Regions from separate parts of the Homo sapiens genome. Here region 1 is linked to region 2. The links are chromatin loops, found by intact Hi-C in ENCODE. Cell type or tissue: chondrocyte. All regions are shown on one strand. Links, peaks and the distances in the headings refer to the core of each region. The heading gives the core; the rest is flanking DNA. Region 1 overlaps BRAF (B-Raf proto-oncogene, serine/threonine kinase). Region 2 overlaps LOC105375536 (a long non-coding RNA gene).

Region 1 (10,007 bases), core at 1,342-9,341, 62 kb after region 2:
GATCCACTTGTAGTGGTATCTAGGGTTTTGAATAGAACACTTCCTGAAATACAGGTTAAGTACTGGGACTACCAACAAACAAACTTACAACACTAATTTTATTATCTCATATTTGTATTTACAATTTTTCTTGATCATATTTTTTCATACAAACTTTAATTAGTTTCTATTAATTTCTTTTAACATAGGAAGCTTAGAAATAGACACACTTTGCTTATAATAGATCTTTAATATTATGTCAGTTGGACTATGGCTTTGTTAGAAAAGGAGAGGAGAATCTACTGCTGAGTGCTGTCCAAAGAGCAGTTACCCAACTGAGCAGAGAGGGAGGATGACCTTGAGGGTCTCACAGGCATGGGTTTTTAGGCCCAGCCTGTGGAGCGTCTGAGGGACTTATAAAAGGAAAAGGGACCCAGGTGCAGTGGCTCATGGCTGTAATCTCAGCACTTTGGGAGGCCAAGGCGGTTGGATCACTTGAGGCCAGGAGTTCGAGACCAGCCTGGCCAACATGGTGAAACCCCGTCTCTACTAAAAATACCAAAATTAGCTGGCTGTGATGGTGCACGCCTGTAATCCCAGGTACTCGGGAGGTTGAGGCCCAAGAATCACTTGAATCCGGGAGGTGAAGGTTGTGGTGAGCTGAGATTGTGCCATTGCATTCTAGCCTGGGCAACAGAGCAAGACTCAGTCTTAAAAACAAACAAACAAGCAAACAGAAAACAACAGAAAGAGGAGATGAATAACAAAATGGCAGGTAATACTAAATAATATGGATGAATTTTATATTCTTACATATGGGTAGGTGGAGGGACACCTGCTCTTGTGGCAGATTAGTTGGGAAAGGATACACTTGCTGGAACAATGCCTACCATATTAAATAAATGAAGCTAGACTTCCCCATCTGTTATGCATAAAAATCAATTTCTTGTAGGTTAAAGATTCAATACAAAAGGGGAAACCCTGAAAGCTTTTAGAAAAATAAAGGGACATTATTTAAGGCAGAGAAGAATTTCTTAAGACTCAAAAAACTAGCCATAAAAAATGGACAAATTTGACTACATTGAAAATAGAAACTTTTTTCATTAAGCCCCATTAAGACACTCAAAAGGCAAGGCAAGGAATAGAAGATACTTATAACACACACTATTAGTTATCTATTGTTGTGTAATTACCGAAGACTTAGCAGTTTGAAATAACATTTCTCTCACAGTTCTGTGGGTCAGGAAACTGAGAGTGGCTTAATTGGATGTTTCTGGCTTAGGGCCTTGAGGCTGTAATCAGTCAATGGCTGCAGTCATTTGAAGGCTTGACTGCTTTGTGCTCCCTCATGTGGATGTAGCAGGCCTCAGAGCTGGCTTTCTAGAAGGGAGTAAGAGAAAACACCCAAGATGGAAACCACAGTATTTTAGTCTTGGAAGTGGCACCCCATCACTTCTGCCATATTCTTTTTGTTAGAAGCAAGGCAATAACTCCAGCTTACATTCAAGGGGAGTTTGTACAAGGCACCACCAGGAGGGTGAGGATCATTGGGAGCCAGTTTAGAGGCTACCTACTACAACATGTAAAGAATGAACTGGTATGAAAAATATACATAAAAAATTCCTATAGATTTCTAAGACAAAGACAGAACACCAAATTGGAAAAAGGGCAAAAAATCCTGAGCAGGCATTTGAATTAAAAAAAAATTTAAATGATTAATAAACATATGAAATGACCCTTAATCTAGTTAACAATTAGGGAAATAGAAATTAAAACCACAATGAGAGACCATTTCATATAGATTGGCAGAAATGAAAAAATCTGACAATATTAAATGTTGGTGAGGCTATGAAGCAGTCTGAACTGTCTTCCACTGATGGATGGGAATGTAAATTGGGGGGAAAAATCCTTTGGAAAATAATAGGATATCCTATAACCAGCAATACCACTCACTCTTAGGCGTTTGCCCTAGACTAATGGTTCTTGAGTATGCATCAAAGTCATCTGGAGGGCTTGTTAAACCCAGCTGTTGGGGCTACCCTTAGAGTTTCTGATTAAGTAGGAATTGGGTGGAGCCTGATAGTTTGCTTTGCATTTTTAACAAGTTCCTGCCGGGAGTGGGCTGAGGGGTGGGGGGGTGGGATGTTGGTGCTGCTTGTCCAGGAATCATACTTTGAGAGTCAGCCATTGCTTTAGACATAGAGAAATGTGTGAATATATGAAGTAGGAAGCATATATATAAGATTGCTCATAACAGTATTATTCATATTAACCCCAAGATAGAAAAAAAGTTCAAGTATCCTCAGTAGTGCAGTAGATATCATTGTGTGTTTACTTATGGAACAAAAAACTAGTTCAAATAGCTAAGGAAAAAAACCACACTACAAACAGCTCCTGCCTGCATCAATATGTATGAATCTCACAAATACATTAGTCATACCTTAGAACCAAGTCACAAAAGATTAAGTGCAACATGATTCTATTCGTAAACAGTTTAAAAACAAATGCAGTTAACTGTATTGTTTAGGAATACAAATATAGGTACTAGAATTATAAGTAGAGATACTAGAATTATAAGAAAAATCAAGGGAATAATGATGATAAAAGTGAGTGATAGTGACTACCTCAGGGAGGAGAGAAAGTGGATGTGATTAAGGACAAATGGGAGACTTTTAAGATAATTGGCAATGCTATTTCTTACCTTGGGTTGTGGGGTTTGCTTTACAGTTATGCTTTAATGGAACGATGTTTTGCAAACTTCTCTACATAGCTTTATAATAAAGGGAAAATTTATCTCATTTAATTTTCATCTCTGATTACTAGTGAGGTTGAGTATGTTTTCATATGTTAGCCTTTGGGTTTTTTCTTAAATTGTTTATAGACATGCCATTTGTAGATTATGCTATTTGTTTTTAGAACTTATTTTTAGGTATTCTGTTATGGATAGTCTTCTTTATCCATCATATGTCAAATATTTCCTTCTAGTCCTTTTTTATTTGTATTTTTATTTATTTTTATTTCTTTTTTAAGAGGCAGGCCTCCCACTCTATTGAGGCCTAGGCTATGGATAGTCTTCTTTATCCATCATGTCAAATATTTCCTTCTAGTCCTTTTTTATTTGTATTTTTATTTATTTATTTTTTTAAGAGGCAAGCCTCCCACTCTTTTGAGACCCAGGCTGGAGTGCAGTAGTGTGATCATAGCTCACTGCAGCCTCCTGGGCTCAAGCAGTCTTCTAGCCTCAGCCTAAGTAACTGGGACAAATGCACACCACTGTGCCCAACTAATTTGAAAAAGAAAAAATTTGTAGAGATGGAGTCTTGCTGTGTTGCCCAGGCTGGTCTCGACTCCTGGCTTCAAGTGATTCTCCCACCTTGGCCTCCCAAAGTGCTGGGATTACAGACGTGAGACACTGTTCCTGCCCTAGCCTTTCCTTATAAAGACATATGTTGTTGTTACTGTTTATGTGGTCAGATTTAGCAGTCTTTTCATTTATTTATTTATTTTGATTTTGATTTTGATTTTTTTAAGAAATCTTTCCTGGCTGGGCGCGGTGGCTCACACCTGTCATCCCAGCACTTTGGGAGGCCAAGGTGAGCAGATCATGAGGTCAAGAGATTGAGACCATCCTGGCATGGATGAAACATGGTGAAACCCCATCTCTACTAAAAATACAAAAATTAGCTGGACGTGGTGGTGTGTGCCTGTAGTCCCAGATACTCGATAGCCTGAGGCAGGAGAATTGCTTGAACCCGGGAGGCAGAGGTTGCATGAGCTGAGATTGTGCCACTGCACTCCAGCCTGGCGACAGAGCAAGACTCTGTCTCAAAAAAAAAAAAAAAAAAAAAGAAAAAAGAAATCTTTCCTATCCAGAGTTAAAAGCATATTCTCTATATTGTCTTCTGATAAATTGAAAATTTTAAAAATTTTGTTTAGGTATTTAAGCAGTCTAGTATTTGTTATATGAAGATGTCTTGGGGGATGTTATTTTCCCAACACCATTTGTACATATGTGCACAGTCTTTTTCTCACTTATTTGTAAAGCAACCTCTCATTTCTACCAGATTCCCATGGACCGATTTCTGGGCTACTTCTTAACCTGTTTGTCTATAACCTGTTTGTCCACATTACTACTTTATATCTTTGGTTTTGGTAATGCCAGTCTCTTCTCTTTGTTTATTTGCGGCAAACATATGCTCATTCACTCTTCCACGTGACCATTAGAAGAATTAGATTGTCAATGTCCTCTAAGTCTAGGTATTTGGTTAAAAAAAAAAAAAAAGAATTAGGTTGTCAAATTCTGTAAAAAGTACTATTGGGATTTTCATTGTGATTGCATTAAGTTTATATGTTAATGTAGGGACATATATATTAGAGATTTATTATGATACTGAGTTTTCCAATTCATGAACATGGTTTTTATCTTCATTTGTTTATAGGTCTCTTCCCCCCCCACCCCTTTTTTTTTTTTTTTTTTTGAGATGGAGTCTCGCTCTGTCACCCAGGCTGGAGCACAGTGGCACAATCTTGGCTTATTGCAGTCTCTGCCTCCCATGTTCAAGCAGTTCTCCTCTCAGCCTTCCGAGTAGCTGGGACTATAGGTGCACACCACCATGCCCGGCTTATTTTTGTATTTTCAGTAGAGACGGAGTTTCACCATATTGGTCAGGCTGGTCTCGAACTCCTGACCTCAGGTGATCCACCTGCCTCGGCCTCCCAAAGTGCTGGGATTACAGACGTGAGCCACCGCGCCTGGGCCATGTGTTTCTATTTTTAGTAGAGACAGGATTTCACCATGTTGGCCAGGCTGGTCTCAAACTCTTGACCTCAGGTGATCCACCCGCCTCAGCCTCCCAACGTGTTGGGATTACAGGTGTGAGCCACTACTCCCAGCTCTGTTTTTTTTTCCTTAAAAGGTTTATAGTTTTCTACATAATGTTTTCATCCTTTTGGATGTGGAGGATTGGTATTATTTGCGAGAATCTTTTTGTGCTGTTGTGAATGAGATGTTTAGAAAAAAATATATTTTTTTACTGGATATTCATATACAGAAGAATGAAACTAGACCCCCACCTCTCACCCTATACAAAAATCAACTCAAAATGGATCAAAGACCTACCTGTAAGACCCAAAACTACAAGGTGAAACCACAGTGTGGTATCATCTGGCCCCAGGTAGGATGGCTGCTATAAAACTGTAGAAGACTTGGGAAATGCAAATCAAAACCACAGTGAGGTATTGTCTCATCCCAGTTAGGGTGGCTGTTATAAAAAAGACAAAAAATTAAAAATGCTGGTGAAGATACAGAGGAAAGAGAACTCTTGGACGCTCTTGGTGGGAATGTAAACTAGTACAGACACTGTATCAGTATGGAGGTTCCTGTGATCTAGCAATCCCACTACTGGCCGTTTACCCAAAGGAAGGGAAGTCAGTACGTCGAAGAGACATTTGCATCCCCATGTTTACTGCAGCACACTATTCACAGTAGCCAAGATATGGAATCAGTTCAACAACAGAAGATTGGGTAAAGACAATGTGGTTGTATAGCATCCGATGGAATGCTATTCAGCCGTAAAAAGGAAAAATCCTGTCATTTGCAGCAACATGATTGGAACTGGAGGACATCACGTTAAGTGAAATAAGCCAGCAAAAGAAAGTTAAACCCTGCATGTTCTCACTCTTATGTGGAAGCTAAAAAGAGTTGATTTCATAGAAGTAAAAAGTATAACAGAGGATACTCGGGCTGGGAATAGTAGGGGTAGAGTGGAAGCTCTGGGGAGATTTATTCATGGATACAAAATTACAGCTAGATAGGAGGAATAAGTTCTAGTGTTCTGTAGTAGTATAGGGTGACTATAGTTAATAATATATAGTTTCATATAGCTAGGAGGAGGATATTGAATATTCCCAACACAAAGAAATGACGAATGTTTCTCCTGTCTTTAGTGAGAATGCTTCTGTTATGCTTGGTGACTTACAGACTTTTTATAGATACCCTATATGAAGTTTAAGAATGTTTCTTCCATTTCTAGTTTGCTGACAGTTGGGCATTTTTAAAAATCCTAAATGGTTGTTGAATTTTGTTAGATTTTTTTCGTACATTTATTGAGGTGATCATGTTTTTTTCCTACATTGATCTATTTAGGTAAGTAATTGTATTGGTAGACTTCCTAGTTTTGAGTAAGCAACTCTTGTGTCACTGGATACATTTTATTGTATATTCTTTTAATTGATTGTTGAATTAGGTTTGCCTAATTCAGGTTTTTATTTAGGGATTTTACGACTGTGTTTACAAGTGAGCTCAGTCTATACCTCTCTGAGCTGTTCCATGGTTTTGGTATCAAGAGCTGATTCGTTTTCTAGAGTTTTCTGTGATTTTGGCCAGTTTTTATATCAGACCAAAGAAAATGTTTCTCGAAAGTAAGTTCATTAGGCTTTAAGTAACCACTGGGCCCATTCTTTGACTTTCAACTTTTCTGAGTGAGTTTTAGATGTGGATGTTATATACAGCATTTGTTCAGGGCTTTGGTTTGTGAGCTGAGTTTCTTTTTTTATTTTTTTAATAGATGAGCTTATCTCATTTATATTTTGTTGATAAGGCAGTTCTTCCACATTATTAATTATATTTTTCTTTGGGGGCTTTGTCTCTTATGGGTATGTGTGTGTTTCCCATCTAATAGTTTTTGATGATTTTTTATAAATCTTATTCTCTTACTACCTTCATAGATTTAATATCTGTAAGCCTCCATTTCTTGATTTGTGAAAATAATCAGGACTATTTTAACTCCTTGCTAATAAAGGTAAGAAAATCAGTACACTTATACCTCCCTTTCCCCAGCTACCATTAAAAAAATTTTTTTCCATCTCTTCATATGAGATATAAACCTTGTCATTGAAAAAAATGCATTTATTTTTTACTTTATCCTTAAGTCTCAGAGTTACATGTTTGAATGGGATTAATATTCACCTTTAATTCTTTAAAACCATGACTTCTTGATTTCTAATTCTGTTTTATTTATCTTTTCATCAGCTTGATTTTCCTATCAAGTAGTTCTGTTTTTTCTGCCAAGAATGGCTTCCTTTTTTCTTCTTCAGCCATTTCTTTCTGTTTCCACCGTGGCCTTCATTTCTGAAGTGGTCTTTTTATTACCTTCCATTTCTTTCTTGAACCCTGCTAACTCACTTTTCATTTCCTATTTCTTTTTTTTGAGACAGGGTCTGGGTCTCTCACTCAGGCTGGAGTGCAGTGTTGTGATCTTGGCTCACTGCAACCTCTGCCTCCTGGGCTCAAGCCATCCTCCCATCTCGGCCTCTCAATTAGCTGGGACTACAGACATGTGCTACCACACCTGGCTAATTTTTTGCATTTTTTTGTAGAGGCAGGGTTTCATCATGTTGACCAGGCTGGTCTCAAATTCGCCTTGGCCTCCCAAAGTGCTGGGATTACAGGAGTGAGCCACTGCCTCCTGCCTCATCTCCCATTTCATCTGTTCTTCAATTTTGTTTTTTCAGTCATTTTTTTCCCCTAAAATGCATTTGATAGTGATAGATGGGGATATATCAGAGACTTCTTTTGTTTCCTTGACTAACTTCTGGTGTTTATCTGTCTTTGCCTATTATGTTTCTTCTCTCATCCCCCACTCCCTGTTTTATTGGTGGTGTGGCGGGTGGGGTTGTTAACGTTTCTCCTCATAGACCCTTTGCTGGATTGTTTCTTTTTATTACTCATCCTTGTTGTCTTTGAGTAGAGTACTTCTATTTGAGCCTGCTCTTTGCTTAAGAATGTTATGGGGGGCTGGGCACAGTGGCTCACACCTGTAATCACAGCACTTTGGGAGGCCGAGGTGGGCAGATCACGAGGTCAAGAGATCGAGACCATCCTGGCTAACATGGTGAAACCCCGTCTCCACTGAAAATACAAAAAATTAGCCAGGCATGGTGGCGGGCGCCTGTAGCCCTAGCTACTCAGGAGGCTGAGGCAGGAGAATGGTGTGAACCCTGGGGGCAGAGCTTGCAGTGAGCTGAGATCGCGCCACTGCACTCCAGCCTGGGTGACAGAGCAAGACTCTGTCTCAAAAAAAAAAAAAAAGAATGTTATGGGGAACAGCAGGGAGAATAAGCCTAAGCAGGCATAACTTTTTTCTCAGACATCTTGTCTCAGAAAGCTCGTTCACCAAATCTGTTGTGTTCTCTACCCTGGGAATACATCACTCCTCCATTTTTAATGTCTTTTTTCCCCTTCCTGCCATTTTGGGCCAAGCCAATCATTCAGTCAGGATGAAGACTCCATCCAGGCAGGAGATGGGTGAGGCTGATAGTGAAGTTGGACATCAAATAGATTCCTGTTCGATGATTTGATTTTTAATTTGTTCTGCTCAGCTGCCTTTAGCTTTTAACCTTTTATATCTTATGTTCAATAGTTATTCTCACAAAGGAACTGGTTCCCAACATAAATTTAAAATTAAAAGTGATCAGTTCTCTCCTCTAGCAAACTGTAACTGCTTTTATTTTATGTGACTTGATCTGATGTATTGTTTTGTTCCCTGGATCATTTAGGGGTGGGGAAGTAAAGACAGGGAGGTCTGTGTTTCACTTTAAAAACAAAATCTAAACCAGATAAAAACTCGTAAAATGTCATATTTCAGGTCCTCTGTGATCTTGCCCTTTCCTACCTCTCTACCCCTGCCCACGTCTATCAGCCATCCTTGCTGTGTACTAAATGCTCTAGCACAGTATTTCCTAAAGTTTATATTGTGGATACTGAATATTCAAAGTGTTCTCCCAAAGATAGGTTCCATAGTTTACAATTTTGGGAAACTTTAAATGTTCCTCCTTGTCTAACCTGTTGAGTTTCTAAGCTCAAATGAGGGGGGATACTGTGTTATCTAAATCTTATTTGATTTCTGTATTTTACATATTAAGGGATTCATCTAAAAAGTATCTGAATTGATTTGGCAAGCAGGTGATACCCTGTACTATATTATATAGCTCCCCTTTTGGGATTTCATAATTGGATATTAGCATAGTAATGGTTGAGAAGAACTGTAGTAAAGAAGCTTACCTTTGTTGATTTATTTTTTTTTTTTGACACAGATTCTCGCTCTCTCACCCAGGCTGGAGTGCAGTGGCACAATCTCGGCTCACTGCAACCTCCACCTCCTGGGCTCAAGCAATTCTGTTACCCTTCCAAGTAGTTGGGACTACAGGTGTGTGCCACCACACCTGGCTAATTGTTTTTAAATATTTTTAGTAGAGATGGGGTTTCACCATGTTGGCCAGGCTGGTCTTGAACTCCTGACCTCAAATGATCCACCTGCCTCGGCCTCCGAAAGTGCTGGGATTACAGCATTAGCCACTGCACCTGGCCTTACCTTTGTCTAAATTAGAATTGTATAAACTTCCTTGACTATGGAACATTGCTTGTGTGTAGTATATGCTAATATTCTTTGAAACATTTTAGGGAAATGCTGTTTAATACCAATCAAATCCTTGCATTTTTTCAGGGTTGTTTCCTGTTGTTTCTGGCCCTTTGTCCTAGAATGCTCTCTTCCTTCATTTTCTCCATACCACCCAATTTTTTTTTTCAATGGTTTCTGAGGTGATACTTACCCTGCTGGGAGGCATTTGGAAATATTTTGATTGTCATGCCTGGAGGATGCTATTTGGGATTTAATGCCCTCAAATCGAGGAACACAATGCACTAAAAGTCCTACACAGCAAAGAATTGCCCCACCCAAAATGCCACTTCTACAGTGGCCCTCCATATCTGCAAGTTCTGCATCCTAGGATTCACCCAACTGCAGATCAAAAGTATTAGGAAAACAGTAAAAAGTAATACAATAATACAAATACAAGATAATACAGTATAACAACTATTTATATAACATTTACATTATATTAGTCATTATAAGTAATCTAAAGATGATTTAAAGTATATGGAAAGTAAGTTATATGCAAATACCCTCCCTTTTTATATAAGAGACTTCCGCATCCAAGGATCATGGTGTTGTAGGGTAGAGTCCTGGAAC
Region 2 (10,007 bases), core at 1,090-9,089:
GAGTGCAATGGCGTGATCTCAGCTCACCACAACCTCCGCCTCCTGGGTTCAAGGGATTCTTCTGCCTCAGCCTCCCAAGTAGCCATGATTACAGGCACGCACCACCACGCCTGGCTAATTTTGTATTTTTAGTAGAGACAGGGTTTCTCCATGTTGGTCAGTCTGGTCTCAAATTCCTGACCTCAGGTGATCTGCCCACGTTGGCCTCCCAAAGTGCTGGGATTACAGGCGTGAGCCACTGCACCCAGCCGAGAAATGTTTTCATAGTCACAAGAATGTTAATTGTAGCACCTAATAGCCAAAAACTGGAAATAATACCAAAGTCTATTATCAACAGAATAGATTTTTTGTTCAGAGTATATCACTTGTGGTATATCCATGCAATGGACTATTGTGCAGTGATGAAAATGAACTGTGGGTATATAAAAAAATAGGGATAAACTTGACAAACAGTATTAAGCAAAAGCAATATTCAAAAGAATATATACTCCAGTTTATTTACATAATGTGAAAGACAGATTGGGCCAGGCACTGTGACTCATGCCTGTAATCCCAGCATTATGGGAGGCTAAGGAGGATTATTTGAGTCCAGGAGTTCAAGACCAGCCTAAACAAAATAGTGAGACTCCATCTCTACAAAATAATAAGAATAATATGATAGACAGATAGATAAATAGACAGGTAGAGGATAGATAGAGGACAGGCCAGTCCACAGTGTTAGAACAGTGTGAAATTTGAAGGGATGAAGGTGCACACAGGAGGCTTTGGGGGAGCTTCTATTGTTCTGTCAAGGTTTTATTTTTGTCTGAGGAGTTTTAGGCAGCAGAAAAACCTGTGCAAGAAGGAACAAGAGCCACATGAGGAGAAGGAGGAAGAACCATGACCCGCAGCAGGGGTGCAGGTGTGAGTCTAAAATTTTATATATTTTTTTTGTTTATTTTTATTTTATTTATTTTTTTGAGACACAGTCTCACTCTGTCGCCCAGGCTGGAGTGAGCGTCACCATCTCGGCTCACTGCCTCAGCCTCCCGAGTAGCTGGGATTACAGGTGCCTGCCACCATGCTTGGCTAATTTTTGTATTTTTAGTAGACTGGGTTTCGCCATGTTGGCCAGGGTGGTCTGAACTCCTGACCTCAAGTGATCCACCCACCTCTGCCTCCCAAAGTCCTGGGATTACAGGCATGAGCCACGGCACCCGGCCGAGTCTAAAATTTTAAGTACCATAAAATATCATAATATTTAACAATGTATATGTAGTAATAGAACAAATAAATGCAATAAGTGAACTTTATTTAAGATAAACTTTTTTCTCTCCCTCAGGTGATAGTTGGTAGTGGGAAAAGATAACCCTGGTTGACTTCTGTTTCTCCACTTTCTCATTCTTTTTGCTCCCTAATCAACTAGACATGGTTTCTGCCCCCTCCAAATTTAGGGTAAAAGAAAGGAAGGGAAAACCGGGTGTGGTGGCTGTCGCCCGTAATCCCAGCACTTTGGGAGGCCAAGGCAGGTGGATCACGGGGTCAGGAGTTCGAGACCAGCCTGGCTAAGATGGTGAAACCCCGTCTCTACTAAAAATACAAAAATTAGCTAGGTGCTGTGGTGGGCACCTGTAATCCAGCTACTCGGGAGGCTGAGGCAGGAGAACTACTTGAACCCGGGAGGTGGAGGTTGCAGTGAGCGCCACTGTACTCTAGCCTGGGCGACAGAGCAAGACTCCTTCGAAAGAAAGAAAGAAATAAAGAGAGAGAGAGAGAGAGAGGGAGGGAGGGAGGGAGGGAGAGAGAGAGAGAGAAAGAGAAAGGAGGGAAGGAGGGAAGGAAGGAAGGAAGGAAGGAAGGAAGGAAGGAAGGAAGGAAGGAAGGAAGGGAAAAGTGGTAAGAGACAGGAAAGATTCTATCTAGTTTGTAATTAGCATCTTAATTTATAATACTCTAGTTTGGGTTAGTAGCAACTTAATTTTAATAGCCTACAAAAACCTTATTTCTATAAACTGCATTCTCCCCCTACTCCTTTGTGCTGTTACTGTCATACAGTATATAGTGCACATGCATCAGTGCAGATTTATAATTATTGCTTTATGCAGCTGTGTTTAAATCAAATAGGATAAATAAAGAGTTATAAACAAAACATGCATTTACATTGTTCTTTATATTTACCTATCCATAGCCGGGCCCAGTGGCTCACGCCTGTAATCCCAACACTTTGGGAGGCCAAGGCAGGTGGATCACTTGAGGTCAGGAGTTCGAGACCAGCCTGGCCAACATGGCAAAACCCTGTCTCTACTAAAAATACAAAAATTAGCCAAGCCTGGTGGCACATGCCTGTAATCCCAGCTACTCGGGAGGCTGAGGCAGGAGCATTGCTTGAACCCGGGAGGCAGAGGCTGCAGTGAGCCAAGATTGCGCCCTGCACTCCAGCCTGGGCAAGAGAGTGAGACTCTGTCTAAAATAAATAAATAAATAAATAAATAACCTATGCAGTTACCTTTACCAGTACTCCTTATTTTTTCATGTGGATTCAAGTTCCTGTATAATGTTCTTTTAGTTCAGCCTGAAAGACTCCTTTTAGTGTTTCTTATAGGGCAGTTCTGCTACCAACAAATTTTCTCAGTTGTTGTTTATATAGAAATGCCTTATATCTTCTTTACCTCTAAAATATGTTTTTTTGACATATAGAACTCTTGGGTGGCAGTATCTTCTTTTAGTATTTTGAATATGTGATCGCAGGGTCTCTAGGTTTTCTGGTAAGAAATCAGATGATATTTTATTGAGGCTCCCTTGAATGTGACGAGTCACTTCTCTCTTGCTGCTTTCAAGATTCTCTCTTTGCCTTTGCCTTTTGAGTTTGATTGTGATGTGTCTAGGTCTGACAATCTTTTAGTTTATCCTACATGAATTTCATTTAGCTTCCTAAATGTGTAGATTGATGTTTCTCATCACATTTTGGGAAGTTTTTAGCCATTATGTCTTCAAATATTCCTTCTGCCCTTTCTCTGTCTCTTCTCTTTCTTGGCTTCCCTTTATGCATATGTTAGTGTATTATACTTCATGGGGTCCTAGAGGTCTTTGGGGGCTCTGTTCATTTTTCTTCATTCTTTTTCCTTTTTCTTTCTCTTCTTCACACTGGGTAATTGTAATTGAGCTATGTTTGTTTGTTTGTTTAGTCTCGCTCTGTCTCCCAGGCTGGAGTGCAGTAGTGCAATCATAGCTCACTGTAACCTCGAACTCCTGGGTTCAAGCAATCCTCCCGCCTTAGCCTCCTCAGTGGCTCAGTCTACAGATACACACCACCACCATGTTGACCAATTAAAAAAAAAATTTTTTTTGAGACAGGTACATACCACCAGCATACTAAGCAATTAAAAACAATTTTTTTTTTTTTGAGACAGGGTCTCACTGTCACCAAGGCTGGAATGCAGTAGTGTGATCATGGCTCACCGCAGCCTCGATCTCCCAGGCTCAGCAATCCTTTCACCTCATCCTCCCTAGTAGCTGGGACCACAGGCATGTGTCACCACACACTGCTAATTTTTGTATTTTTTGTAGAGATGGGGTTTTGCCAAGTTTCCCAGATTGGTCTCAAACGCCTGGACTCAAGTGATCCGCCCCCCTCAGCCTCCCAAAGTGCTGGGTTTACAGGGGTAAGCCATCATGCCTGGCCAATTTTTTTGTAGAGATGGTGTCTCATTATGTTGTCCAGGCTGGTCTTGGACTCCTGGCTCCAAGCAATCCTCCAGCCTCCCAAAGTGCTGGAATTACAGGCATTAGCCACCTCGCCGAGGCTTAACTGAGCTATCTTTAAAGATCACTGATTCTTCCTTCTGTCTGCACAACTGTACTGTTGAGCTCTTCAAGTGAAATTTTCATTTCAGTTAGTTTACTTTGCAACTCCAGCATTTCTAGTTGTTTCTCTTTTATTATTTCTATCACTTTATTGATATTCTATATTTGGTGAGACATTATTCTCATACTTTCTCTAAGGTCTTTAGTCAGGATTTTCTTTAGTTCTTTGAACATGTTTCATTTTATTTATTTATTTATTTAGATGGAGTCTCGCTCTGTGTCTCAGGCTGGAAGGTAGTGACATGATCTCGGCTCACTGTAGCCTCCGCCTCCCAGGTTCAAGTGATTCTCTGCCTCAGCCTCCCTAGTAGCTGGGATTACAGGCATGCACCACGATGCCCAGCTAATTTTTGTACTTTTAGTAAAGACGGACTTTCGTCATGTTGGCCAGGCTGGTCTCAAACTCCTGGCCTCAAGTGATCCAACTGCCTCAGCCTCCCAAAGTGCTGGGATTAAAGGCGTGAGCCACCACGCCTGGCTGAACATATTTTAAATTAGCTGCAAAGTGTTTGTCTAGTAAGTCCAACATATGGGCTTCCCCAGGAAGAGTTTCTATTAAATGTTCTTCTTCCTCTGTATGGGCTACACTTTCTTGTTTCTCTGAATGTCTCATAATTTTTTGGTTGTAAAACTGGACATTGAGATAATTGAATGTGTCAACTCTGGAAATGAAATATACCACCCCCTTCCCTGGGCTTGTTTTTATTGTTGTTAATATTGTTTATCTAGTGACTTTTCTGAACTACTTCTATAAAATCTGTATGCTTTGTCATGCGTGGCACTGAATTCACTTCTCAGTTAATTTAGTTTTTAGTGACTGAATGTAGATTTTTTTTTAATGCTTGGAACCATTAAGTCTCCCAGTATTTGCTGAGGGGCTCTGTTTAAGGGTTGGGGCATGCCTTCAACACTCAGTGAGGCCATTCACAACTCTTCCTTTGCCTTCAATTCATGTTTGCACAGAGCCCAAGGTTAGCCCAAGATGAAAGCCTACAGATTCTCAAGTAATTCCTGAACATGCACACATCCTAGGGCATGTGCATAGCCCTACACATATTCTGACCTCCTCCCATGAATCTTGAATGTTCTTAATGGTATCTAGAATGGTGAATCCTTCACAAAATGTTTTCAATTTACTTTGCCCAGATCCATCAGAGTAATCATTATCTATGGCAGCAATAGCCTTACAAAATGTATTTCTTAAATAATAAGACTTGGAAGTTAAATCACTCCTTGATCTGTGAGCTTCAGAATGGATATTGCATTAGCAGGCATAAAAACAACATTCATCTCCTTGTAAATCTCCATCAGAGCTCTTGTGTGACCAGGAGCAGTAATATTTTGAAAGAAATCTGTTTTTGAGCAGTAGGTCTCAACAGTGGGCTTAAAATATTTAGCCAACTATGCTGTAAAAGGATGTGCTGTCATCCAGGCTTTGTTAGAGTAGTCAGAGTAGAGTAGATTTTGGGTCATTCTTAAGGGCCCTAGGATTTCCGGAATGATAAATGATCATTGGCTTCCATTTAAAGTCACCAGCTGCATTGGCTTCTATCAAAAGAGTGAGCCTGTCCTTTGAAGCTTTGAAGCCAGGCATTGCCTTCTCCTCTCTAGCTATGAAAGTCCTGCATGGCATCTTCTTCCAATGGAAGGCTTTTAAAATCTACATTGAAAATCTGTTGACTGTAGCCACCTTCATCAATGATCTTAACCAGATCTTCTGGATTACCTGCTGCAGCTTCTCCCTCAGCACTTGCTGCTTCATCTTGAACTTCTATGTTATGGACATGGCTTTTTCCCTTAAATCTTATTGAGAGGTAACAGTGTGCTGTCAGTCCTCACAGCCCTCGCTCGCTCTCAGCGCCTCCTCTGCCTTGGGCTCCCATTCGGCGGCACTTGAGGAGCCCTTCAGTCCACCGCTGCGCTGTGGGAGCCCCTTTCTGGGCTGGCCAAGGCCCGAGCCGGCTCCCTCAGCTTGCAGGGAGGTGTGGAGGGAGAGGCGCGAGCAGGAACCAGGGCTGCACGCCGAGCTTGCAGGCCAGCTGGAGTTCCGGGTGGGTGTGGGCTTGGCGGGCCCTCACTCGGAGCAACTCGCCGGCCCTGGCAATGAGGGGCTTAGCACCCAGGCCAGCAGCTGCGGAGGGTGTACTGGGTCCCGCAGCAGTGCCAGCCCACCCGCATTGTGCTTGATTTCTCGCCGAGCCTTAGCTGCCTTCCGGCGGGGCAGGGCTCGGGATCTGCAGCCCGCCATGCCTGAGCCTCCCACCCCCTCTGTGGGCTCCTGTGCAGCGGGAGCCTCCCCGATGAGCGCCGCCCCCTGCTCCACGGCGCCCAGTCCCATCAATCACCCAAGGGCTGAGGAGTGCGGGCGCACTGCACAGGACTGGCAGGCAGCTCCACCTGCAGCCCCAGTGCAGGATCCACTAGGTAAAGCCAGCTGGGCTCCTGAGTCTGGTGGGGACGTGGAGAACCTTTATGTCTAGCTCAGGGATTGTAAATACACCAATCAGCACTCTGCATCTAGCTCAGGGTTTGTGAATGCACCAATCCACACTCTGTATCTAGCTACTCGGGTGGGGCCTTGGAGAACCTTTCTGTCTAGCTCAGGGATTGTAAATACACCAATCGGCACTCTGTATCTAGCTCAAGGTTTGTAAACACACCAATCAGCACCCTGTGTCTAGCTCAGGGTTTGTGAATGCACCAATCAACACTCTGTATCTAGCTACTCTGGTGGCGCCTTGGAGAACCTTTGTGTGGACACTCTGTATCTAGCTAATCTGACGGGGACTTGGAGAACCTTTGTGTCTAGCTCAGGGATTGTAAACGCACCAATCAGCGCCCCGTCAAAACAGACCACTCGGCTCTAGCAATCAGCAGGATGTGGGTGGGGCCAGATAAGAGAATAAAAGCAGGCTGCCCTAGCCAGCAGTGGCAACCTGCTCGGGTCCCCTTCCACGCTGTGGAAGCTTTGTTCTTTTGCTCTTTGCAATAAATCTTGCTACTGCTCACTCTTTGGGTCCACACTGCCTTTATGAGCTGTAACACTCACTGCGAAGGTCTGCAGCTTCACTCCTGAAGCCAGCGAGACCACGAGCCCACCGGGAGGAACAAACAACCCCAGACGCCCCGCCTTAAGAGCTGTAACACTCACCGCGAAGGTCTGCAGCTTCACTCCTGAGCCAGCGAGACCACGAACCCACCAGAAGGAAGAAACTCCAAACACATCTGAACATCAGAAGGAACAAACTCCGGACACGCCGCCTTTAAGAACTGTAACACTCACCGCGAGGGTCCGCGGCTTCATTCTTGAAGTCAGTGAGACCAAGAACCCACCAATTCCAGACACATAATGAACCTCTGCCAGCCTGCAACTTTTCTTCTTCAGCATTCACACCTCTCTCAGCCTTCATAGAACTAAAGGGAGTTAGGGCCTTGCCCCGGATTAGGCTTTGGCTTAAGAGAATGTTGTACCTGATTTGATCTTCTATCTAGACCACTAAATCTTTCTCTCTGTCAGCAATAAGGCTGTTTTGCTTTCTAATCATTCGTGTGTTCACTGCAGTAGCATTTTTAATTTCTTTCAAGAACTTTTCCTTCATATTCACATTTTGGCTAAGTGTTTGGCACAAGAGGCCTAGCTTTCTGCCTGTCTCAACTTTTAACATGCCTTCCTCACTAAGCTTAATCATTTCTAGCTTTTGATTTAAAGTGACATATGCATGACTCTTCCTTTTACTTGAACACTAAGAGGCCATTGTAGGGTTATTTTATGGTTGGGTTATTAATTGGCCTAATTTCAAAATGTTTATGTCTCAGGGAATAGGAAAGCCCAAGAAGAAGGAGAGAGATGGAGGAACAGCCAGCTGGTGGAGCAGTCAGAACACACACATTTATCAATTAAGTTCATCATCTTATATGGGCGCAGTTCATGGCATTCCAAAACAATTATAATAATGATGTCAAAGATCACTGATCACAGATCACCATAACATACATAATAATAACATAAACGTTTGAAATAGTGTGAGAATTGACAAAATGTGACACGGAGACACAAAGTGAGAACACGCTATTGGAAAACGGCGCCAACAGAGTTGCCTGATGCAGACTTGCCACAAACCTTCGATGTGAAAACAGCACTATCTGTGGAGCACACTAAAAAGAAGTGCAGTAAAATGAGGCATGCCTGATACAAAACAGATGAAGATAAAATGACAGAAAATAAATATTCTAGCCAAATATTAACCGGAAGTAACCTAAGTGTCATAGCAAACAAAATGGATATTAAAGCAAAAAACAAAAAAACATTGTTAAGGATGGAAGTTTCACTATGCTTTCTTGTCTTGGCACCCCTGACATTACATTCATTTAGTTTTCTACTGATTTATTCTTTCCTGTTTCCCAGTGCTTTTTATGAATACTCTTTGTTTCTGTGACTTCTAAATGTTAGCATGTTTTAGTCCTTAGAACTTGACTCCCTTTTCTTAACCATCTTTAGTCTCTCTCTCACTAGTTTCATCCAGATCCAAGACTTTATAAGAAGCTGGCAGACCCTTTTCCATAAGCATTATTTCATTTTACACGTCAACCAACAATATATGAGAATTCAAGTTACGGTTGTTCACATCCTTGCCAACATTTGGTGGTGCTGTTCTTTTCAAAACTAGCTATTTTGGTGGAAGTATAGTAGTATTTCATTGTGACTTTATATTACATTTTCTTCATGACTAGTGATGATGAAGATTTTTGTGTACTTATTAACTTTCTTGTAAATTCTCTGTTCAAATTCTTTGCCTGTTTAAAAAATTGAATCATTTGTCTTTCTATCATCAAGTTGTAGAAGCTCTTTATTTCCTGGGTACCAGTCCTATGTTAGAAAATGATTTTATAACTCTCTCTCTCTCTCTCTCTACACACACACACACACACACACACACACACATATTATTTTTTGTTTTCAAGACAGGGTCTCACTGTTGCTCAGGCTGTAGTGCAGTGGTACAATCTCTGCTCACTGCAACCTCCACTTCCCGGGTTCAAGCAAGTCTCCTGCCTCAGCCTCCTGAGTAGCTGGGATTACAGGCAAGCACCACCATGCCCAGCTAATTTTTTGCATTTTTAGCAGAGATGGAGTTTCGCTATGTTGGCTAGGCTGGTCTTGAACTCCTGGTCTCAAGTAATACGCCTGCCTTGGCCTCCCAAAGTGCTGGGATTACAGGCGTGAGCCACTGTGCCCAGCCCTATGACTATATTCTTCCAGTCTATGACCTGCTTATTTATTTTCTTAAAGGATTCTTTTGATGAGAAGTTTTAAACTTTTATTAAGTCTAATTCACCAATCTATTCTTTTATGGCAAGATAGTTCTGTGTTCTGCAAACCTTGCCTACAAGTCATGAAGATATTCTCCTATATTTTCTTTTATATGCTTTGTAGTTTTCACCTTTATATTGAGGTCTTTAATCAGTTTAGAATTAATTTTTGTGTATAGTGTGAGATAGGTCTTAAGGTTCGTTTTTTTCCATAGTGATATTCAGTCATTCTAGCATTTTATTGATTATTTATTTATTTATTCATTTTATTTATTCATTTATTTATTTTTTGAGATGGAGTTTTGCTTTTGTTGCCCAGGCTGGAGTGCAATGGTGTGATCTCAGCTCACTGCAACCTCCGCCTCCAGGGTTCAAGCGATTCTCCTGCCTCAGCCTCTCGAGTAGCTGGGATTACAGGCATGCGCCACCACGTCTGGCTAATTTTGTATTTTTAGTAGAGACGGGGTTTCTCCATGTTGGTCAGGCTGGTCTTGAACTCCTGACCTCAGATGATCTTCCCGCCTCGGCCTCCCAAGGTGTTGGGATTACCAGGCATGAGCCATCACGCCCGGCCTGATTTTTTATTTTTTATAAAGACAGGGTCTTGTGTTGTCCAGGCTGGTTTCAAATTCCCGGGCTAAAACGATCCTCCTACCTCAGACTCCCAAAGTGTTGAGATTACAGATATGAGCCACCTCACCCAGCCCATATTTGTTGCAAGATTTTCCTTTCTTCATTGTATTGCTTTGGCGTCTTTGTTGAAAATCAAATGATGATATGTGTGATTCTGTTTCTCAGATTTCTCCTCAGTTCTATTCACCTTTTTGTTGATCCTTATAGCAGTACCACATTGC

Evidence for each region. Peaks named below come from ENCODE experiments on the same cell type or tissue, not always from the same donor. Only the 100,000 strongest peaks of a DNase experiment are listed, where the experiment ranks them.
Region 1: it touches region 2 in a loop (4-fold over the local background); 2 of 110 quality-filtered maps call a loop at or near these places.

What each region holds. Positions count from the first base shown.
Region 1 is chr7:140,891,314-140,901,320 of GRCh38, reverse strand. The region is part of intron 1 of BRAF (B-Raf proto-oncogene, serine/threonine kinase); the gene reads left to right. Among named protein-coding and RNA genes, the nearest start is that of BRAF, 29 kb to the left of the region's middle. In chondrocyte, for the core only: no CTCF peak of the experiment used is centred there; no DNase peak of the experiment used is centred there.
Region 2 is chr7:140,953,152-140,963,158 of GRCh38, reverse strand. The region is part of intron 3 of LOC105375536 (a long non-coding RNA gene); the gene reads right to left. Among named protein-coding and RNA genes, the nearest start is that of BRAF, 33 kb to the right of the region's middle. In chondrocyte, for the core only: no CTCF peak of the experiment used is centred there; a DNase peak (open chromatin) is centred at 5,942.